Regions from separate parts of the Homo sapiens genome. Here all the other regions are linked to region 1. The links are chromatin contacts, found by Hi-C or POLR2A ChIA-PET in ENCODE. All regions are on one chromosome and are shown on one strand. The core of a region is the stretch at or near the end of the contact, and the rest is flanking DNA. Distances in the headings are between cores, read along the strand shown. Region 1 has its middle 46 kb from the start of RBBP6. Region 2 has its middle 17 kb from the start of LINC02175. Region 3 overlaps ARHGAP17 (Rho GTPase activating protein 17). Region 4 overlaps ARHGAP17 (Rho GTPase activating protein 17).

Region 1 (5,027 bases), core at 1,463-3,962:
GCCGAGATCGTGCCACTGCACTCCAGCCTGGCAACAGAGTGAGACTTTGTCTCGGCAACAACAACAAAGATTGGTTGCCCTCTAGACGTACCCCAAAACTGCCTGCTCCTGGGTCTTCCCCTCGCCCTCTCTTCTGCATTAGATCTTTGCCTTCCATCCTGTGTCTTTCTCTTCCTAGGTTTGCTTCCTCATTTGAGGTGGAGGACATGTGCTCTAGTAAGTTACTGCGGAAGGGTACCTGGGAGGTAAAATTTTTCAGAGCCTAAAATGTCACAAATGTTCTTACTCTACCCCGACACTTGATTTATGGTTTGGTTGGGCATAGAATTCTGCACTGGAAATCATTTGCATTCATACCTGGAGGCATTTCTCTATCATAATCCTGCTTCTGGCATTGCTAACCAGGCGTTCAAGCCATTCTGACTCCTAATCCATTTATATGCAATTTTTGCAATATTTTCCCCTCCCAGGATTCTTTGGTAACTTCCTTTTAACCTAGGTACATTTAGAAAATCCAATGTTGTGATGATGACGTTGCGACCCTTTTAAAATATACTTTGCCAAGTGCTCTATGAGCCCTTTCTTTCATGTCTTTCATGAAATTATGTCTTTTATGATTTTCTTGGAAACATTATTTTATTACTTGTGGGATAATACTCTCCATTCCATTTTTTTCTGCTTTCTTTTTTTGGGACTCATTATTTTGATATTAGATTTTCTGGACTGATCCTCTACTATTTTCCATTCTTGTGTTTTGTTTTGTTTTGTTTGACCAGGTTGGAGTGCAGTCATAGCTCACTGCAGCCTTGACCTCCTGGGCTCAAGCGACCTTCCCGCCTCAGCCTCCTGAATAACTGGGACCACAGGCACACGCACCACACCTGGCTAATTTTTTATTTTTTGTAGAAGTAGGGTCTCTCCATGTTGCCCAGGCTGGTCTCAAACTCGTGGGCTCAAGTGATCCACCTGCTTCAGCCTTCCAAAGTGCTGGGATTACAGGCGTGAACCAGTGCGCCCACCCTCCACTCATATTTTTTGTTGTGACGTTTCCTCAACACTTCAGTTCTTTACTTCTGCTGGCATATTTACAATTTCTTTTTTTCTTTTTCTTTTCTTTCTTTCTTTTCTTTCTTTCTTTTTTTTTTTTTTTTGAGATGGAATTTTACTCTGTCTCCAAGGCTGGAGTGCAATGGTACAATCTTGGTTCACTGCAACCTCTGCCTCCTGGGTTCAAGCGATTCTCCTGCCTCAGACTCCCGAGTAGCTGGGATTACAGGCGCCTGCCACTGCACCAAGCTAATTTTTGTATTTTTTAGTAAAGGCAGGGTTTCACCATGTTGGCCAGGCTGGTCTCGAGCTCCTGACCTCAGGTGATCCACTCGCCTCAGCCTCCCAAAATGCTGGGATTACAGGTGTAAGCCACCACGTCTGGCCCATATTTACAATTTCTCAGGGTTCTATTTTTTTATTTCCTGATTGTTCCCCTTTTCATAACATTCTATTCTTTTTCATGGCTATAATAGGACTTGTAAAGATATTCATTTTGTTGAGGTTTTCTTCTGCTCTTCAAGTTAGAAATTTGTGAGATATGACAAGAGAGTTCTATTATAGAGTGATCTGAGTGTACCACTTCACTGAGGATCTTCCCGGCATTTTTTCTTGTGGTTAGTTTCTTCCAGAGGGGAATCCTCCACTCTTTAGAATGGGGATGAAAAACTATAGTATAATTACAAATCCAGCTACCAGGAATTTTTTGGAGCCAAGTAAGCTTCCATTCAGTATATATAGACAGACTCCATCCTGCTCTTTCCAGTACAGCACCCCTATCCACTTGATGTCCTCAAGTCCAGAGTCCTTCTATTCTTTGGTACCCAAAAGGGCTGCATATTTTGGACTACTTAGAGAGCTTTAAGACATACTGAAGGCTGTATACCTTACCCAGAGTTTTTACTTTAATACATCTGGTGGGGTGGTCTGAACATCAGTCTTTTAAAATCTCTCCAGGTGACTCCAATGTGCAGCCAAGGTTGAGAACCACTGCTCTAGTTGAACCTCTCCAGAGAGTAAGCCTCTAACTTCTGCCAAGGTGTGCTGCTTTGTGTTAACCCTTTGGACCTATCTGCATTCTGGCTTTCAGTGTTCTTTTTTTATTATTTTTTATTTTTTGAGACGGAGTTTTGCTCTTGTCCCCCAGGCTGGAGTGCAATGGCATGATCTTGGCTCACTGCAACCTTCGCCTCCTGCGTTCAAGCGATTCTCCCACCGCAGCCTCCTGAGTAGCTGGGATTACAAGTGTGTGCCACCACGCCCCACTAATTTTTTTTTTTTTTTTGAGACGGAATCTCACTCTGTCGCCCAGGCTGGAGTACAATGGCATGATCTCGGCTCACTGCAACCTCCACCTCCCAGGTTCAAGCGATTCTTGTGCCTCAGCCTCCCGAGTGGCTGGAATTACAGGCGTGTGGCATCACACCTGGCTAATTTTTGTATTTTTAGTAGAGATGGGGTTTCACCGTCTTGGCCAGGTTGGTATTGAAGTCCTGACCTCATGATCCACCCGCCTTGGCCTCCCAAAGTGCTGGGATTACAGGCGTGAACCACCGCACCCAGCCTAGAGTTCTCTCTTGCCTGCATATTCTGATTCACTTTAGGCTTCTAGGTTATGAGTCATCTGGTTTTTAGGCTTCTGATTCAGACCTCTGGTTTTCTGGTCAGCTTACCCCTTGTTCACATGAATTTCACCTTTCAAAAATGTGTTGCGATTATTTCCTCTTCTGCTCTCCCTGTTTGTGCCTTGTTTGACCTTTTATTATCATTACAGTGCACTCTGGAGAAGGAAGGAAGAATATTCGATCCACCATGCTTCGCTGGAATTTCTGTCCTACTCCGTGTCATTAACAGTCATGTTAAAATGTCAGCAGGGGGCTTGCCAAGCCAGATTTAGCAAAAATTGAACCTGTAGAACATCAAAGATTTCCCCAAGACGCTGTAAATTTCTAGGCTGCTTATGTTTTCAAGGCCATTCTAGATTGGTTATTTCTGGCTCCTTGATCAACCATATCAACTTAAGTTCTTTCTATAGATTAAGAAAGTTGTCTTTCATTATTTCTTTTTCTTCTCCAACACCACCACCACCACCATTTTTTTCTTTCTTTTAGTGACTCTGATTGTTTGTAGGGTGTAGCTAAGGGATTTGTCTTCCATATACCTTTTTCTGCCTCTCTTTTTTTGTTTTGTTTTTGTTTTTGTTTTGAGATTGGATCTTGCTGTGCCACCCAGGCTGGAGTGCAGTGGCATGATCACACCTCACTACAGCCTCGACCTCCTGGGCTCAAGCGATCCCCACAACCCTGCCTCAGCCTCCTGAGTTACTGGCACCACAGAACGTGCCACCACACCCAGCTAATTTTTTAATTGTTTTGTAGAAATGGGGATCTCCCTTATATTGTTCAGACTGATCTCAAACTCCTGGCTCAACCAATCCTCCCACCTCAGCCTCCCAAAGGGCTGGGATTACAAGCTTGAGCCACTGCGCCCAGCCCTCGGCAAACTTTTAAATCATTTTTTAAGGTTTCTTTCTGTTGGATAAATCATAGTTTATTTTCCCTAATTCAATGATCTTCATATACAGTCTGCCATTCAGTTTCTCCTTTGTGACTTTTCATTTCAAAACCACCTCTCTCATCTCCATTCCGTCTTCCTTTGCTGCTCCTTTTCTAGGACAACTTGATCAAGTTACATAGATGTAGAATCCACTTCAGTCTTGCTGAGAACATAAAACTGACGTTGGCTCTAATTTTTTGTTATTGTTTCTGAGGAATAGATTTCTGAAGGAGAAAGCAACTCTGAGGCCCCACATACTTGTCATTTAAGTTTTTGGTGTGTGTGTGTGTGTGTGTGTGTGTGTGTGTGTGTGTGTGTGTGTGTTTCTAAAGATGAGGTCCTGTAATCCCAGCACTTTGGGAGCCTGAGGCAGGCAGATTACTTGAGTCAGGAGTTTGAGACCAGCCTGGCCAACATAGTGAAACCCCGTCTCTACTGAAAAAAAAAAAAAATTAGCCTGGTGTGGTGGTGCATGCTTGTAATCCCAGCTACTCAGGAGGCTGAGGTAGGAGAATTGTGTGAACCTAGGAGGCAGAGGCTGCAGTGAGCTGAGATCATGCACTCCACCCTGGGGCACAGAGTGAGACTCTCTCAAAAAAAAAAAAAAAAAAAAAAGAAAAAAGAAAAAATAGTAGTAATAAAATTAAAAATAAAAATTAACAAAAATTAGCCGGGTGAGGTGGCACACACCTGTAATCCCAGCTACTCAGGAGGCTGAGGCAGGAGAATCGCTTGAACCTGGGAGGCAGAGGTTGCAGTGAGCCAAGATCACACCATTGCACTCCACCCTGGGTGACAGAGCAAGACTCTGTCTCAAAATAAAGAAAGAAAGAAAGATGAGGTCTTGCTATGTTGCCCAGGCTGGTCTTTAACTCCTGGTCTCAAGCAATCCTCCCGCCTTGGCCTCCCAAAGTGCTGGGATTACAAGCATAAGCCATTTCACCCAGCCTAGTTTTAAAATTACAGCCCTTTTCTCATAGACCTATTTATTATCCATACAGAGGGAGAGCTATTTGACTTTTTATTCTTTTTTATTTTATTTTATTATTGTTATTTTTTTGAGACACGGTCTCACTCTGTCATCTAGGCTGGAGTGCAGTAGCGGGATCTTAGCTCACTGCAACCTCCGCCTCCCAGGTCAAGCGATCCTTCTACCTCAGCCTCCTGGGTAGCTGGGACCACAGGCACACGCCACCACGCCCAGCTAATTTTTGTATTTTTTGTAGAGATGCGATTTTGCCATGTGGCCCAGGCTGGTCTCAAACTCCTGACCTCGGGTGATCCGCCCGCCTCAGCCTCCCAAAGTGCTGGGATTACAGGCGTGAGCCACAGCAGCCATCTGACTTTTCTTTTTAATGAAAAAATTTCAATCACTTCATGGCATCTTCATGGCATCTTGTTCTTCTCCTTTTTGCTTTTCTTCT
Region 2 (5,027 bases), core at 1,205-3,704, 460 kb after region 1:
AAATCATTAGAATAACTCTAATGAAAGACATGAAAACACCTTTACCAGAAAAGTATTGTGAGAGAATACTTTTACTCTCTCACTAAAATATTGGTGAGAGAAATTAATAAATACTTAAATAAGGAAGAGGTTACTTTGTTCATATATTAGAAGACCTGATATTAAGATGTCTGTTCTCCCCAAATTGATCTATGGAGTCAATGCAATCCCAGTTAAAATCCTATTTGTTTTTTTTTTTGAAGAAACTAACAAGTTGATTCTAAAATTTATATGGAAATGCAAAATATCTAGAATAGCAAAAAAAAAAAAAAAAGAGCAAAGTTGGAGAACTTAAACTGCTAATTTTTTATACCACTTAATTTTAAGACTTACTATAAAGCTACACTAATCAAAACATTGGTCTTGACATCACAATAGACAAATATATCAGTGAAACTGAGTCCAGAAATAGACCTGCATACGTACTGTCAGTTGATTTTTGCCCAGAGCGAGTAAGTCAATTTTCTGGTGGAAGGAAGGAAAGTCATTTAATTTCTTTTTTTTTTTTTTAAGAGAGGGTCTTCCTCTGTCGCCCAAGATGGAATGCAGTGGTATGATCATGGCTCACTGCAGCCCCAGCCTCCTGAGCTCAAGTGATCCTCCCACCTCAGCCTCCCAAGTAGCTGGGAATGCAGGTGTGTACTTCCATGTCCAGCTAATGTTTTGTTGTTTTTTGTTTGTAGAGACAGGGTCTCACTGTGTTGCCCAGGTTGGTCTCGAACTCCTGGGCTCAAGCAGTACTCACACCTCAGCCTCCCAAAGTATTGGGATTGTAGGTGTGAGCCACTGCCCAGCCAGGAAATTATTTTTAATGAATAATTCTAGATCAACTGGATATTCACATGAGGAAAGAAATTAACCTTCACCCCATCTCATGCCATACACACAAATTAGTTGGTAATTGTTCATAAACCTAAACATAAAAGCTAGAATCGTAAATCTTACACATGAAAACATGGGAGAATATCTTTGCAACCATGGGGTGGGCAGATATTTTGTGAGTAGAACACAAAATGCACTTACTACAAAGGAAAAATAAATACATTAAGAAAATGTACAGGCAAACCATATAATATTTGCAATACGTGGTAAGGGTTTTATTCTTTTCCCAAAGTACTTTGGTATTACTCAGGTCTGTGGCATCTTGCATGATATTCTGTATTTACTGGCTTTTTGTTGAGTTAGATACAGAACATTGATCCAAGAGAATTTTCTGATTGGGTTTCCCCATTTCTTTTACCTTCGTGTGAATGTTGCTCCCTTTGCCATTTATGCTTTGCCCAATATTCAGTGACTGCTTACAACAGAGACAGATTTTAGATCATATTATTCTTTGTAAAGTAAAGAGACATTAGATGAAAGCAAAAGGCAACACGGGCAGTCTCCTCTGGAAGGGAATTGCAGCCTATATGAGTCTTCCTGGTTATTGAGGATTGAGGCTCAGCTTTTTAGGTGACTCAGCATTTAAGTCCTGGCACATTAACTATATACTAGCCACAGACCTGAAAGGAGGAAGGGAGACGAAGCCTAGCTCTGTTTCAGTACAGCGTCTTTTGCCCTTAAGACTGCTTCCTGGCCAGGCGTGGTGACTCATGCCTGTAATCCCAGCACTTTGAGAGGCTGAGGCGGGCGGATCACTTGAGGTCGGGAGTTCGTGACCAGCCTGGGCAACACGGTGAAACCCCGTCTTTACTAAAAATACAAAAATTAGCCGGGCATGGTGGTGGGTGCCTGTAATCCCAGCTACTATTTAAGTCCTGGCACATTAGCTGTATACTAGCAACAGCCCTGAAAGGAGGAAGGGAGACGAAGCCTAGCTCTGTTTCAGTACAGCGTCTTTTGCCCTTAAGACTTTGCTTCCTGGCCAGGCGTGGTGACTCATGCCTGTAATCCCAGCACTTTGGGAGGCTGAGGCGGGCGGATCACTTGAGGCCAGGAGTTTGTGACCAGCCTGGGCAACACGGTGAAAACCCGTCTCTACTAAAAGTACAAAAATTAGCCGGGCATGGTGGTGGGTGCCTGTAATCCCAGCTACTCGGGAGGCTGAGGCACGAGCATCAGTTGAACCCCGGAGATGGAGGTTGCAGTGAGCCAAGATCATGCCACTGCACTCCAGCCTGGGCGACAGAATGAGAGTCTGTCTCAAAAAAAAAAAAAAAAAAAAAAGATTTTGCTTCCTGCCTTCCGTTTATAAACCAATAATAAAACCAACAGGAAATAGAAACTAAAAATGAAACTAAAAGGTATAAAAGAACAATAGAATTAAAGTTGGAGGTAGTGCCATATCTTACAGACCACAAGCAGCATGCAGTTGAAATTCTAAATCTGAGATTTTAATGCTGAACATAGTTGAATTTTGCAATCTCAAATACATGTACAGTGATGCCTTCGGGTAACAGCTGCCCGCATATATGGTGGTGGCGGTCCCACGGGAATTTTTCAGCTCTATTATCTTATCACCTAGTGACGTAGCTGTCCTAATGTCTTAGCACGGTACATCACTCATGAGCTTATGTGGATGCTGGTGTAAACAAACCTACCGTGCAGCCTGTCCTATAAAAGTGTAACACATACAATTATGTACAATACATGAAACTTGATCATGATAAAAAACTGTGTTAACGGTTTATGTATTTACTATGCTGTACTTTTTATTGTTATTTTAGAATAACAACTTGCTGACTCACCCAGAGCAACTACTTATTAACAAAAAGTTAACTGTAAAAGCCCTCAGGCAGGTCCTTCAGGAAATATTCCAGAAGAAGAAATCATTATCTTGGGAGATGTCAGCTCCATTCATGTTATTGCCCCTGGAGACCTTCCAGGGGAACAAGATGTAGAGGTGGTGGAGAGTGATATTGATGGTGCTGACTCTGTGTAGGCCTAGGATAATGTATGTGATTGTGTCTTAGTTTTTTTTTTCTTTTTTTTTTCTTTTTTTGAGACAGAGTCTGGAGTGTAGTGGCACGATCTTAGTTCACTGCAACCTCCACCTTCCAGGTTCAAGCGATTCTTCTGCCTCAGCCTCCTGAGTAGCTGGGATTACAGGCATGTGCCACCATGCCTGGCTAATTTTTTGTGTTTTTAGAAGAGACGGGGTTTCACCATGTTGTCCAGGAAGGTCTCGAACTCCTGACCTTGTGATCTGCCCACCTCAGCCTCCCAAAGTCCTGAGATTACAGGCGTGAGCCACTGTGCCTGGCTAGCATACACTGCTTTTAAAGTTTACACAGTGTAATGTCCTGCGTCTTCACACTCACTCACCCCTCACTCACTGACTCACCCAGGGCAACTTCCAGCCCTGTAAACTCCATTCAGTGCAGGTGTCCTATAGAGGTGGATCATTTTTAGCCTTTTATACTGTATTTGTAGTGTACTTTTTCTATGTTTAGCTGTGTTTAGATACACAAATACTTAACATTGTGTTACAGTTGCCTTCATTATTCAATACAGTAATGTGCTGTAGAGATTTGTAGCCCAGGAGCAATAGGCTATACCATGTAGCCTGGGTGTGTAGTGGGCTGTACCATCTAGGTTTCCGTAAGTGCTCTCTGTGCTGTCTGTACAACGAAATCACCTAAGAATGCATTTCTCAGAATGCATCCCCATTGTTAAGCAACACATGACTTTATGCGCACAAACAGATACACACACGTACACATACGCATATCATTTAAACAACTCAAGTGTTATGAGGGATAAAACAAATGTTCAGGGGTAGGAACATCTAAATCCAGGTGGGTATGTTTCAAAACCCACATTATGGCTCACGTCTCTAATCCCAGCACTTTGGGAAGCGGCAGTGGATGGATTCAACACCAGCCTGGGCAACAAGATGAAACCCCATCTCTACAAAAAATACAAAAATTAGCTGGGTGTGGTGGTGTGTGCCTGTAGTCCCAGCTACTTGGGAGGCTGAGGTGGGAGAGACACCTGAGCCCAGGGAGGTTGAGGGTGCAGTGAGCTGTGATCACACCACTGCACTCTAGCCTGGGCAACACAGTGAGATCCTGTCTCAAAAAAAAAAAAAAAAAAGAAAAGAAAAGAAAAGAAAAGAAAAAAAAGGAAGGAAAACATACATTAAACCTTCAGTTACCTAGTTAATAGAATTAAGTTCCGCAGCTGAGGAAACTGCCTCAACCTAGATCTATAAAGCTGAGTCTGCCTTGTAGGGTCCTACGAGGTTTGTGTGTGTTCATATTTGTCAAGCATTTGGAATAATGCCTGGCACATAGTAAGCACACGGTGTCACTTAAAGAAGTAAATGAGGCTCCAGCTTGATCCTTATAAGCTGGGTGAATGGGGAGGCCCCGTCTCATTCCCTGAAGCCTCAGATGAGGAAATGGCTATTGGAGGGGATTTCACACCTTTCAGAAGGACCCATTGTTCCAATTGAGCTCTTGGAGATAGGACTCAGTCAGTAAATGCTTCTTGAATGAGTAGGTGGTTGGACCAGATCAGTGTTTCCCGTGGGAGGAATGTGAGATGGTTTTGGGTGGTACACAGATGTTTTACATGTTAATAGATATTTATTACAGCATTGTGCTAGCAGAAAATATTGGGCAGCACATTTGACCTGAGTGTTTTTTAAAAAGTGAGTGATTTAAAAACACAGTAACTTGAACAGGCAGCATGTGAATGTCATGGAAACTGAAAGCATTTGTGGATTGAAAGAAGAGTGGGAAAATCTCTGAGGTCTTTCCACATCTGAGACGTTTGGTTCTTTGAATCCGGGCTTTAAATATGAAATCAGGATATAAAAATAGAAGTGATATTCTCTGGGTTTTGTGAGCAGAGATGTGTAATGGAAATTGACAGGCAGAACTGGATGTGCAGCCTCGTGGAAGGTGCAGAGATAACAGTGTATTAACACTTTGGTGTCTGCTGTGGGCAGCCTTGCGTGTGTATACATCATTTAACAAAATTGGGAACATCCTATACATACAAACAATAATCGGGTTGGTTCACCTGATACTGTAACTCTGTGT
Region 3 (5,027 bases), core at 859-3,358, 370 kb after region 1:
AGCACAAGAAAATGCTCAGTAAATATTAATGTCATCATTATACAGCTGACAACACAAGGTCCACTTATATGCAAATTTTTCAATAAACATATAGGAAAATTCCTGGAGATCTCGGACAATCTGAAAAAACTCACAGATGAACTGCCACCCCTGAAACAGGAAGACCAACCCCTTCACTTTCTCTGCTTCTTCAACCTACTCGACATGAAGACAAGGATGAAGACCTTTAAGATGATCCACTTCCCCTTAATGAATAGTAAACAGATTGTCTCCTCCTTACAATTTTCTTAATAGTACTTTTTCTCTAGCTTATCTATTGTAAGAATACAGTATATAATACATACAACATACAAAATATGTGTTAATTGACTAGGTTATCAGTAAGGCTTCCAGTCAACAGTATGCTATTAGTTGTTTTGAGGGAGTTAAAAGTATACTTGAATTTGCAATTATGTAGGGTATCAATGCCCCTAATCCCCATGCTGTTTAAAGGCCAACTGTATTATCGCACAGGTGAGACTGCACACAGCTCAAAAGGCACACTGCCACGGGTCAGTATGACCCCTATCCCCAGTTACAGGGCTTTCTTCAACATAAAGGGGGCTGGAAATTTGCAAATCCATTAATGTGGGTACCACTCTATGTCTTCATCCACCTAAATAACACAAATTTAAACCAATGCCTACGTGGTGACTTTCCTACACTAATAATTATAATACTTGATATTTTTATTCTAAACATAAATAAGAGCTGAGACATGTATTATTTAACAAATACGCTATTTTAATCTTATGATCCCTGAGAATAAAATGATTTGCAAATAGGGCACAATATCACTTCATTCCCTTTAACATTTACAACTCTGTGTTCTTTAAACTTACCTTGCAACTTGTGTCCATTCTTCATACAGATTAAAAGTCATCAAAGGTTCAGGCAATTCCCGTAAATAGGATTTTAAAGCACCTGAAATCATTAACACTCTCTTTGAGTATGAAAAAGGGGTAAGGCTAGGAATCTTGGGACATATTATTTTGCAAATTGAAATGATCTCAATAACGATCTTCCAAGGTGTACATAACAAATCATAAGTTGGCAAGAGTTGTTAGAGACTAAAATGTTCATAAAACAAATTCAATCTCTGAAAAAAAAAAGTTTTAAGAGATCAATTACAAATAAAATTAGTTTTAAAGTCATCCCCTTAACAGACATAATTTCTCCAGGTAGAAAGGAATTTGGTGGGGGGAGACTGTGAAAGATGGGAAGAAAATACAAATATGTCTCCAAATATTTGCATTATAAGCTACTCTCTCTTTTAATCATCAAAATAGAAAAACAGAAAAGGAGTAAAGAAGACACAGTGTACATTACATTGTATATACACTAAGGAATTGTAGCAAGAGCCACTTCGGTTTTGTCACTTAAACCTGTAACTGAAATTGGATTTTAACTGACCATCTGTCTGAGACAGAACCTGCCCACCGCCTTGAGGGTGACTTGATTTGCAGACACTCTTTGGCGCTCACCTGCTACAGCATGGGGGTCTGAATAGAACTCATCCAGGTGAGAAGTAGAACAGTCCAAAGCAGCTTTCAGCTTCTTTAACTTGGAGGCCCCAGCCCCAATTCGGAAAAGGCCCTAAAGATAATGAAAAGCCATCAGCATCAAGTGCAGGTTGGGACACTCAGACTAAGTGGCAGTGTGTTCTGATGGGTATTTCCTGACTTCCGCTCACCTCCTGTCTATGAAAGCAGTGTTACTGCCTGCCCTGCAGGGCTGTCAGGAGGAATGATGAGGGCTGAGCACGCACCCAAGCACAGGGACAGGCAGGAAGAAAATTAATCTGGGCAGAGTTTCTTGACCTCAGCACTATGGACATTTTAGGCTGGATGATTTTTTGTTGGAGGTTGTCCTGTGCCCTGTAGGATGTTTAGCAGAATCCATGGTGATATGGTTTGGTTCTGTGTCCCCACCCAAATCTCATGTGGAAGTATGATCTCCAGTGTTGAAGGCAGGGCCTGGTGGGAGGTGACTGGATCATGGGGGTGGATTTCCCTTTTGCTGTTCTTGTGATAGTGAGTGAGATCTCACATGATCTGGTTGTTTGAAAGTGTGTAGCAACTCCCCCTTTGTGCGCATGCTCGCTCTTTCCCTCCTGTTCCACCACGTGAACACTGCCTGCTTCCCCTTCCGCCATGACTGTAAGTTTCCTGAGGCCTCTCCAGCCACGATTCCTGTACAGCCTGTGGAACTGTGAGTCAGGTAAAGCTCTTTTCGTCATAAATTACCCAGGCTCAGGTAGTTCTTTACAGCAGTGTGAGAATGGACGAATACACATGGCCTCTACTACTAGATGACAGTAACACCTCCTCTTCTCAGTTGTGATGATCCAAAATACCTCCAGACCTTGACAAATGTCTCCTGGGGAGCAAATCTGGCCCCAGACAAGAAGCACCAATGTAGGCTGTTAGAAGGGGAGTGGCTGGAAGCAAACACAAGGAGGGCTTCCGGGATGTTCTTTGATCTGAGCGCCGACTCCATGGGTGGGTTTAGTCATGCAAGCACATCAAGCTGTACACCTATGATATGTATGCTTTTCTGTATGTACGTTCTATTTCAATACAAAGCTTTAAAAAGGAAAAAAAAAAAGCCTTGCATTTTGATTCTAGCTCTGACCTGGAGTAAACTCCCTGCATGCTGACTTCCTTATTTATACAAGAAGAGTAATAAAAACTCCCTTATTTGGTTCATGGGGGGTTTGGGGTAAGAATCCTGTAAAATTAAGTATGTAAATGACCTCCAACCAAAAAAACTGCATAATACTATGCAAATGTAAACTAAAGCTCCTTAGCCCATTAGTGCGTCACGAAATCTATTGTCACAAATCACAACCAGAGTTTTAAATGAAACAATCAAACAGGACACAAAGAGGTCAGGGTGTACCACAATCAGGAAAGGTAAACATTGTTTTGTAAAACCTTTGTTTCATTCATAGACAGATAGGTATCATAGGGAACAGGGTTGCAATTTAAAATATGGATCATGGTGACAAAAGCTTGAAAGCCACTGTTCTACACAAAACGGACAATGGCTGTATAACTAAGCAGGGGTGGACAGGGGGCTGGCGGGGAGCATGGTGCTCTGGGTACAACAAGGGGCATGGAGACTTGGTGCACAGGATCACGAAGCTCCCCTCACCTCCTCCTTCATGCCTGTCTCCAGAAGCAGCATGACACAGGCTTCAATGGGCAGCGCAATCTCGCGCCCGCTCCTCTTCAGGTGTTCTTCTAGGGGAGTCCCAAAGGCTGGTTTTTCCGCCCACTTATCTAGAGCAGCAAATTGTTCAGTTAGACACCCAACAAACTCACGGCATTACCAAGCTATTTTCTCCCCAACTACCCAATGGGCTTTTCTAGCCGACTGGTAGGTGAGGCTGTGCAAGAGGGGATACATCTGTTCTATTTGCTTTTGTTATTTGCCATCTACTGGAGCAGCAAACTATGGACCAGGCTGGGGCGGTTACTTGTGGAACAGAAGCCTGAGCGTACCTAGATGGCACCAACTCAGGCTGCCCAGAAGCTGCAGTGGCACGCTGCACCTGCACCACACTTCATCAACACACGCCAGCGGGTTTAGTGGGCTGCCTTGAACCAAAAGGAAGATTTGCCAGAGCATACCGTTTCGTTGAAAAGAAATTTATTCTAGCCATGCAAAGCCTTCTAGCTAGAGGACAAGAAATAGATTCTTTGCTATGCAAAAATGGAAATGATCTCTGAAAATTTCAAACACAAGTTAAGTATCTGTCATACAAGACTGGAGATGGCCAACGTGAACTCTCCACGTTGCAGTTACTCTCCATCAGATGCGACATCTCCGCGGCATGCAGTGCTTCAGAACACCGCATCCCCAAACAGCTCCGAAAAATTCTGAGTGGAAAGAAATGCAGCATCTGCAGCCCTAAAGCAGCTGAAGGCTATGCTGATGGCAGGAAAGCCATATTTTAGATTATCTTCAGGTTATGAGGCAGCTTAGCACAAATACAATGAAGCAGTAAAATAGAAAGAAGAATTTAGAGAACGGACATATGAATTAGAATAAGAAGTATCTGGTTGAATTTGGCCTGCCTGTGCAAGCTGCAGAGATCTAGTGCTATCTGAGCAGCTCGCAGAAGCAAAGGAGGGCAAACCAGTTGTGAAAACTGCTCCAGGGAGAAACACTTAAATCTTTCCAACAACAGGAAGGGTTCATGTCCTTCTCTGCACCTTTACTGGCCATTGGTCCCTTAGCAGCTCTGCTGTTAGAAAGCTGGGTTGGAAGAAGGCAGTATGTACTCTGGTGTGTCCTCTTACACTCTCTCCCATGTCACAGCAGGGGTAGATTTGCACATGGGGAAGGAAGAAAAATAAAATCCCACAAATCCATAGAACCGAGAGCTTGTGGAAAGGTAAAAATGGATGGAAAGAGCAAGAGGTAAAGACTGAAGAAAGGGGTGAGGGAAAGGAAGGTGGGGGACAAAAATGAGGTGCAGGCCACCAGCCACTCTCAGAATTGTGGGGAGCCCTCCTCGTCTCTGGCCCGGCCCCAGCTGGGGAATTTCCAATAGAAAACGCATCTGGGGGTCTGGACCTTCCCAGAGGTCAAATCTTACCTGAAATACTTTGTCCCTTTTATCTAAAGCAATAAGTTACAACACAGGCTGAAAATGGCCACGTGAGCCTTCCACTAGGGGATGCCCTGGAATCACCCAGGGGGGTTCTGCAAATGACACCCGCCATTGCCTTCACCACAAGCCCAACCCTGTAATGCTAAGGGGCGGGCATGCTTCAAACCTCTGCTGGAACTTTCTAGTAAACACTGGACAGAGTGTACCCCACCCCCAAGCCTGGTATAATGTTGACAGAGGGTGCAAGTGAGAACCACTGACCTAGAAGCAAGTCATAAGGCAAATTCCACCTCAGGCACTGGCCTCTCAAACAACAGACCTACTATGTGTCAGGTACTGCAGGAGGCATGTAAAGTTAACAGAGACT
Region 4 (5,027 bases), core at 1-2,500, 340 kb after region 1:
CAGCAGGATGCGGCCAGGCACGTCTTTGCTGGCTGAGTCTGAGTGCATTTCAGGAAAGATGCTGCGATGCGGTTCTGAAACCCTGGAATTGGAGTCTGGACAAAAACACGAGGAGACATGGTATCAATGAGGGGTAACCCCCGAGAGGCCACCTGAGGGTGCTCTGAGAAGAAGAGAGGCTGGGAAGTTTCAGGGTCAGCCCATGCACACAGGGTCCCTTGCGAGAGGCCTCATCAGCTCTTAGAAGCCAAGTGAAGCCTTTGTGACCCCAGAGGGCAGCTGAGTAGCACAGCCTTGCCTCTGGGCTCCGACGTTGCTTGCTATGAGCCCGGAGCAGCCCTTGGAGATGCAGCTTTTAAAGGATTTGCTTGCTTTGATGGAGGAAAGGAAGCCTCATTCTTCCCAAGACCTCTAATGCATGAGATGAACCCTCCTGATGGCCCCTGGGCTGCCCTGGGAAGAGGTCTCTCCTCCAGACTGCTGGGTTTTCCTCCTGTTACTAACACTAGGACCTCACCCTCAGCACCAGCAACATTTGGGCCTGAATTATTTGTTGTGGTTGTCCTGTGCATTGTAGGTGTCACCCAACAGATGCCAGTGACATGCAGCCTCCTCCCCCAGTGTGACAACCGAAAGTGTCTCCTGTACATCACAGATCACTGGGGAAGTTTAAACTAAAATGTCTCCAGATGCTGCCGAGTGTCCCCTGGGGAATCACAATCACTGCTGACTGACATCACTGAGGCAGACCAAGTCTCCTGCAAACACTAACATCCCCTTGTCTGTCTAATACACCTCGAATGCCATTTTCATGTCTTATTATGTTGGCTGAAATTCCTTCAGCAAGATGGCAAACATATGGTCCTCATGCTGTTGTCCCCCTCTCCTATGCTCTTCCCAGAGGCCAGTGGGTCTCAGATTCATTTATGCATGAACAAATATTTACTGAGCACCTCCCAGGTGCCAGGCACCATTCTACCTGCTGAGGACGCAGCACTGAACAAGACAGGCACAGCCTCAATGAAGCCCACGGTCAAGTGGGCAGACCAAGGGGATCCTAATTAAGACAAAAGGGCTGGCTTCTCTCGTAGATGTGGGTTCTGGCAAATTATGAGAGCCTCATTAGGTATTTTAGGGCTGGTGTAAGAGAGAAGAGAGATGTTTTGTAGTTTTGCTTTGCTGCGTTAGAGGTAGCCATGGCAGGCAGCAGTGAGGGAGTGGGAGGAGGAGGTGGTTTGTGGGGGCGTTTCACAGTTAGGCTTGAGAGCTGCTTTCCCCTACTTGCTGTGGTGCAAAATGACATCCTGTCTGTCCTTGACGGGAGCTAGTTTTGACTATATTTCTGTTCGACCTGCTCCCGTCTACGCAGGCACAGCTTGAAAACGCTGGTGCACTTTGGGGAAGCTCACTGCTTGGAGACTTGTTCCAGCTCCTACCCCTTCCACCTTCCTGTCCCTACAGTTCTGAGCTGTGAGATCTATTTACTCCCTGGGACACCCTTTTTCTCACAGTTACTCCTGGGTTGTCCCTCAAGGTTTCCTATGCACCACAACTCAGAGAAATTTCTAGATTTATGGAGGTGCCAAAGTGTCAAAGAGTTCAGGTGCTGAATGTCATTTCAGACAATTCAGGTCTTGTGATAACTATAAAACCAATGACACTGTGCAGAACTGCACCAGCCTATGGTGCAGCCAAAGGTGGTCTGTATGCACAGAATAGGGGCTGTCTTGGATTTGTCCTAAGCAGAACAGAAGTCAACGAAGGCAGGGACTGTGTCTGTCTTGTTCACAGTGTATCCTCAGTACCTAAAACAGTGACCGGCAAATAGCAGATGTTCAAGAAATTTTGTAGCTGCACACTTGGATGGTTGGATGGATGCATGAAGAGTCATCTAGAGCAACCATCTTTCCAATCCTCCATTCTTACATCCTCAGGCAAAGAAGTAGCTGTGACTTGAAGACGACGTATAAGAAAATCACTGCAAATGCAATCCTTTCCCCATTATCTTGGCCCCCAAAAACAGAAGGGGCTACCAGCCCGTGTCTCTTCTCAGCCCAGAGTTTACCAGAAACTATGGAACCGACATGACTTGGCGGGGAATGCATGATGCAAAGGCACTGTGTATACGGATGAGATTTCTACTTGTTAATATCTGTATTCACATGCAAGCTAACGCCTATCAGCCACCAAGCCCCTCCACAGCTGCTCTCTTTTTCTTATACATCACATATACATAATTTTTAGATTTGTGCCTCTCTGAATTTTTCTATTTATGATCCACACACATTATTAATTCAAGGGGAAAAAATGTGTTTTGGGGCATAAAGGAAATCCCTTACTCTGCCGCCCACCTGCCCCATCTGGTTTCCCCAGCCCCTCTCTATTCCTACATGAATCAGTCCCTGAAAGAAACAATGACTTTGTTTACACACAAAAAGTAGAAAGAATTACGGCAACCTGTACAGAACCAGTTTTCAGAAAGAGACTTCATCACAGTAGCTAACATTAAAAAAAAAAATTTTTTTTTTGAGATGGGGTCTTGCTCTTTTGCCCAGGCTGGAGTGCAGTCGTGCAATCTCAGCTCACTGCAGCCTCCACCTCCTGGGCTCAACTGATCCTCCCACCTCAGCCTCCCGAGTAGCTAGGACTACAAGCATACGCCACCATGCCTGGCTAATTTTTTTTATTTTTGGTAGAGACAAGGTTTCACCATGTTGACTGGGCTGGTCTTGAACTCCTGGCCTCAAGCAATCCTCCCACCTCGGCTCCCCAAAGTGCTGGGATTACCAGCATGAGCCACCACACCCAGCCTCAGTAGCTGACATTACTATAGAGCACTTACTTACACCAGAGACTGTACTATACACCCACACTTTATTACATCGTCTCACTGAACCCCCACTAACTAATCCTAAGGCAGCAGAAATAAGAAAGGGAGACTCAGAGGCTCTATTCCTTGCCCAAGGTGACACAGCCAGTGTGGACCAAAGAGGATCAAAGCCAGATTGGTTGCACTCTGGCTCTTCGCATTACATTTTCCCTCCTCCCCAGAGGAGTCTGTAAATCCCTGGGTGAGGGCCTTCAAAGACATTATCCAAGATCATTGTTTCAGTCTTACAAACACTCTGGTTTGTTGTAAAAAGGAGAAAATGGTTATTTCAGAAAGACACCTGTAAGAACCTGGTTTGTCTGAAACACCTCTAAATCTTTCTGGCTATGAACTCGTATATTAACTGCACTCCAAGAAGGGCTGGTTTCTGAGCATATGCTTGGAGCTAAGTTCATACAAAAGATATTGTATTTAAAAAAACAAAATAGGCTGGGCGTGGTGGGATGATGGTGTGAGCCCAGAAGTTCGAGACCAGCCCAGGCAACATGAGACTCCGTCTCTATAAGAAAAACACAAAAATTAGCCGGGTGTGGTGGTGCATGCCTCTAGTTCCACCTTCCAGCTACTTGGGAGATTCGCTTGAGCCCAGGAGGTCAAGGCTGCAGTGGACTGGAATCACACCGCTGCACTCTAGCCTGGGCAACAGAGCAAGACCCTGTCTCTCTTTTTTTTAAAAAAAAAAAAAAAAAAAAAGAGAGAAACAGAGGATGACCTCCAGTAACCAGCCTCAGCCCAAAGGCAGAACTTGATACAGTTCATCTCAGATTTGGGGCTCTGACAAATGTAACCCAGGTTCCTTCCTGCACTGAGTATCTCATCCAGGAAACAGAAGTGGGTATTTAAGAGCTAGAAGTGGAATGTTATCACTGAGGGTAAGGTTCTAGAAGATTTACTTATTACTTCAACAATTTTGAATATGTGCTTTCTCGGTTGTGAACTCACCCTTCAAGAAGTCCAAGGTGATTCTGATAGCCACTTTGACAAGTAACAGATCCAAATATGCCCTTGAAAGTAAGTGGTGCAGGCACAACTGCAGGGCGAATAAACTCCCTCCCCCTCTCCACCACCCATCCCTCTTCTCAGACCTAGAGTCTCAGGGAATGCCTTCCTTCACCAGTGAACGGTTTGAGTCTTAAACACTCTGGTTGATTGTTGTAAAAAAGAGATAAAGGTTATTTTAGAAAGACACTTGTAAGAACCTGGTTTTCTTTAAACACCTCTAAACGTCTCTGGCTATGAATTTATATATTATTTGCATTCCAAGAAGGGCTGGTCTTTGAGCATACTGCTTGGAGCTAAGTTTATATGACAAGTATTATATTTCAAAATTAAAAAAAAGCAAAAAATCAGACAAAAAAGAAACCTTTTATTGGAGGTCTCTTTTCTGTTTTTTTTTTTTTTAAATAAAATATCTACTGTATGAACTTAGTTCCAAGCAATATCCTCAAAGACCAGCCCTTGGAAGGCAGAGAATATATAAATTCACAACCAAAGAGGTTTAGGGTGCTTTTAGAAAGCAGGTTCTGGCTGGGTGTGGTAGCTCATGCCTGTAATCCCAGCACTTTGGGAGGCCGAGGCAGGCAGATCACCTGAGGTCAGGAGTTCAAGACCAGCCTGGCCAACATGGTGAAACCCCGTCTATACTAAAAATACAAAAATTAGCCGAGCACGGTAGTGAGTGCCTGTAATCCCAGCTACTCAGGAGGCTGAGGCAGGAGAATCGCTTGAACCTGGGAGGTGGAGGTCACAGTGAGCTGAGATCGCACCACTGCATTCCATTCTGAGCAACGGGGTAAGACTCAGTCTCAAAAATAAAAAAAAATAAAAAAAAAAGCAGGTTCTAACAGGTGTCTTTCTAAAATAACCTTTTTCTCCTTTTTACAATGTAATACCTGTCATATAAACTTAGCTCTAACCAGAGTGTTTAAGACCCAAACCATTATTTCCTCAGATAATGTCTTCACTTTCAGGATCCTCACCCAAGGATATACACAACTCTTTTGGGAAAGAGGGAAAATGTTAGGGTGATTAAGAATGATGGGGCCAGGTGCGGTGGCTCATGCCTGTAATCCTAGCACTTTGGGAGGCAGAAGTGAGTGGATCACTTGAAGTCATGAGTTGGAGACCAGCCTGGCCA

What was found. A loop is a pair of places that touch in the nucleus more often than their neighbours do. ChIA-PET counts read pairs that join two places held with the same protein, here RNA polymerase II (POLR2A). Pooled maps may share reads with other maps.
Region 2: a loop to region 1 is called in a map with no recorded cell type, with 4 times the contacts of the local background. The contact joins two enhancer-like sites. A Hi-C loop is called at or near these places in 1 of 37 single-sample maps with no recorded cell type and 2 of 50 pooled maps. POLR2A ChIA-PET finds 5 or more read pairs at or near these places in 1 of 52 experiments (activated T-cell).
Region 3: a loop to region 1 is called in a pooled map of ovary, with 1.8 times the contacts of the local background. The contact joins two enhancer-like sites. A Hi-C loop is called at or near these places in 4 of 50 pooled maps.
Region 4: a loop to region 1 is called in a pooled map of heart left ventricle, with 1.9 times the contacts of the local background. The contact joins two enhancer-like sites. A Hi-C loop is called at or near these places in 3 of 50 pooled maps. POLR2A ChIA-PET finds 5 or more read pairs at or near these places in 2 of 52 experiments (GM12878 and activated CD4-positive, alpha-beta T cell).

The regions. Positions count from the first base shown.
Region 1 is chr16:24,582,884-24,587,910 of GRCh38, forward strand. No RefSeq gene overlaps it. Among named protein-coding and RNA genes, the nearest start is that of RBBP6, 46 kb to the left of the region's middle. Within about 2 kb of position 2,713, at least 2 of the 41 ENCODE cell types and tissues checked have a DNase peak (open chromatin) inside an H3K27ac peak, as active enhancers do.
Region 2 is chr16:25,047,202-25,052,228 of GRCh38, forward strand. No RefSeq gene overlaps it. Among named protein-coding and RNA genes, the nearest start is that of LINC02175, 17 kb to the right of the region's middle. RefSeq lists a silencer at 2,327-2,621. Within about 2 kb of position 2,455, at least 41 of the 41 ENCODE cell types and tissues checked have a DNase peak (open chromatin) inside an H3K27ac peak, as active enhancers do.
Region 3 is chr16:24,951,408-24,956,434 of GRCh38, forward strand. ARHGAP17 (Rho GTPase activating protein 17) reads right to left here. Exons shown (of 20, transcript NM_001006634.3): 10 at 3,196-3,323; 11 at 1,524-1,635; 12 at 882-963. Among named protein-coding and RNA genes, the nearest start is that of ARHGAP17, 61 kb to the right of the region's middle. Within about 2 kb of position 2,109, at least 3 of the 41 ENCODE cell types and tissues checked have a DNase peak (open chromatin) inside an H3K27ac peak, as active enhancers do.
Region 4 is chr16:24,920,166-24,925,192 of GRCh38, forward strand. It overlaps ARHGAP17 (Rho GTPase activating protein 17), which reads right to left. Exons shown (of 20, transcript NM_001006634.3): 20 at 1-95. Among named protein-coding and RNA genes, the nearest start is that of SLC5A11, 77 kb to the left of the region's middle. Within about 2 kb of position 1,251, at least 2 of the 41 ENCODE cell types and tissues checked have a DNase peak (open chromatin) inside an H3K27ac peak, as active enhancers do.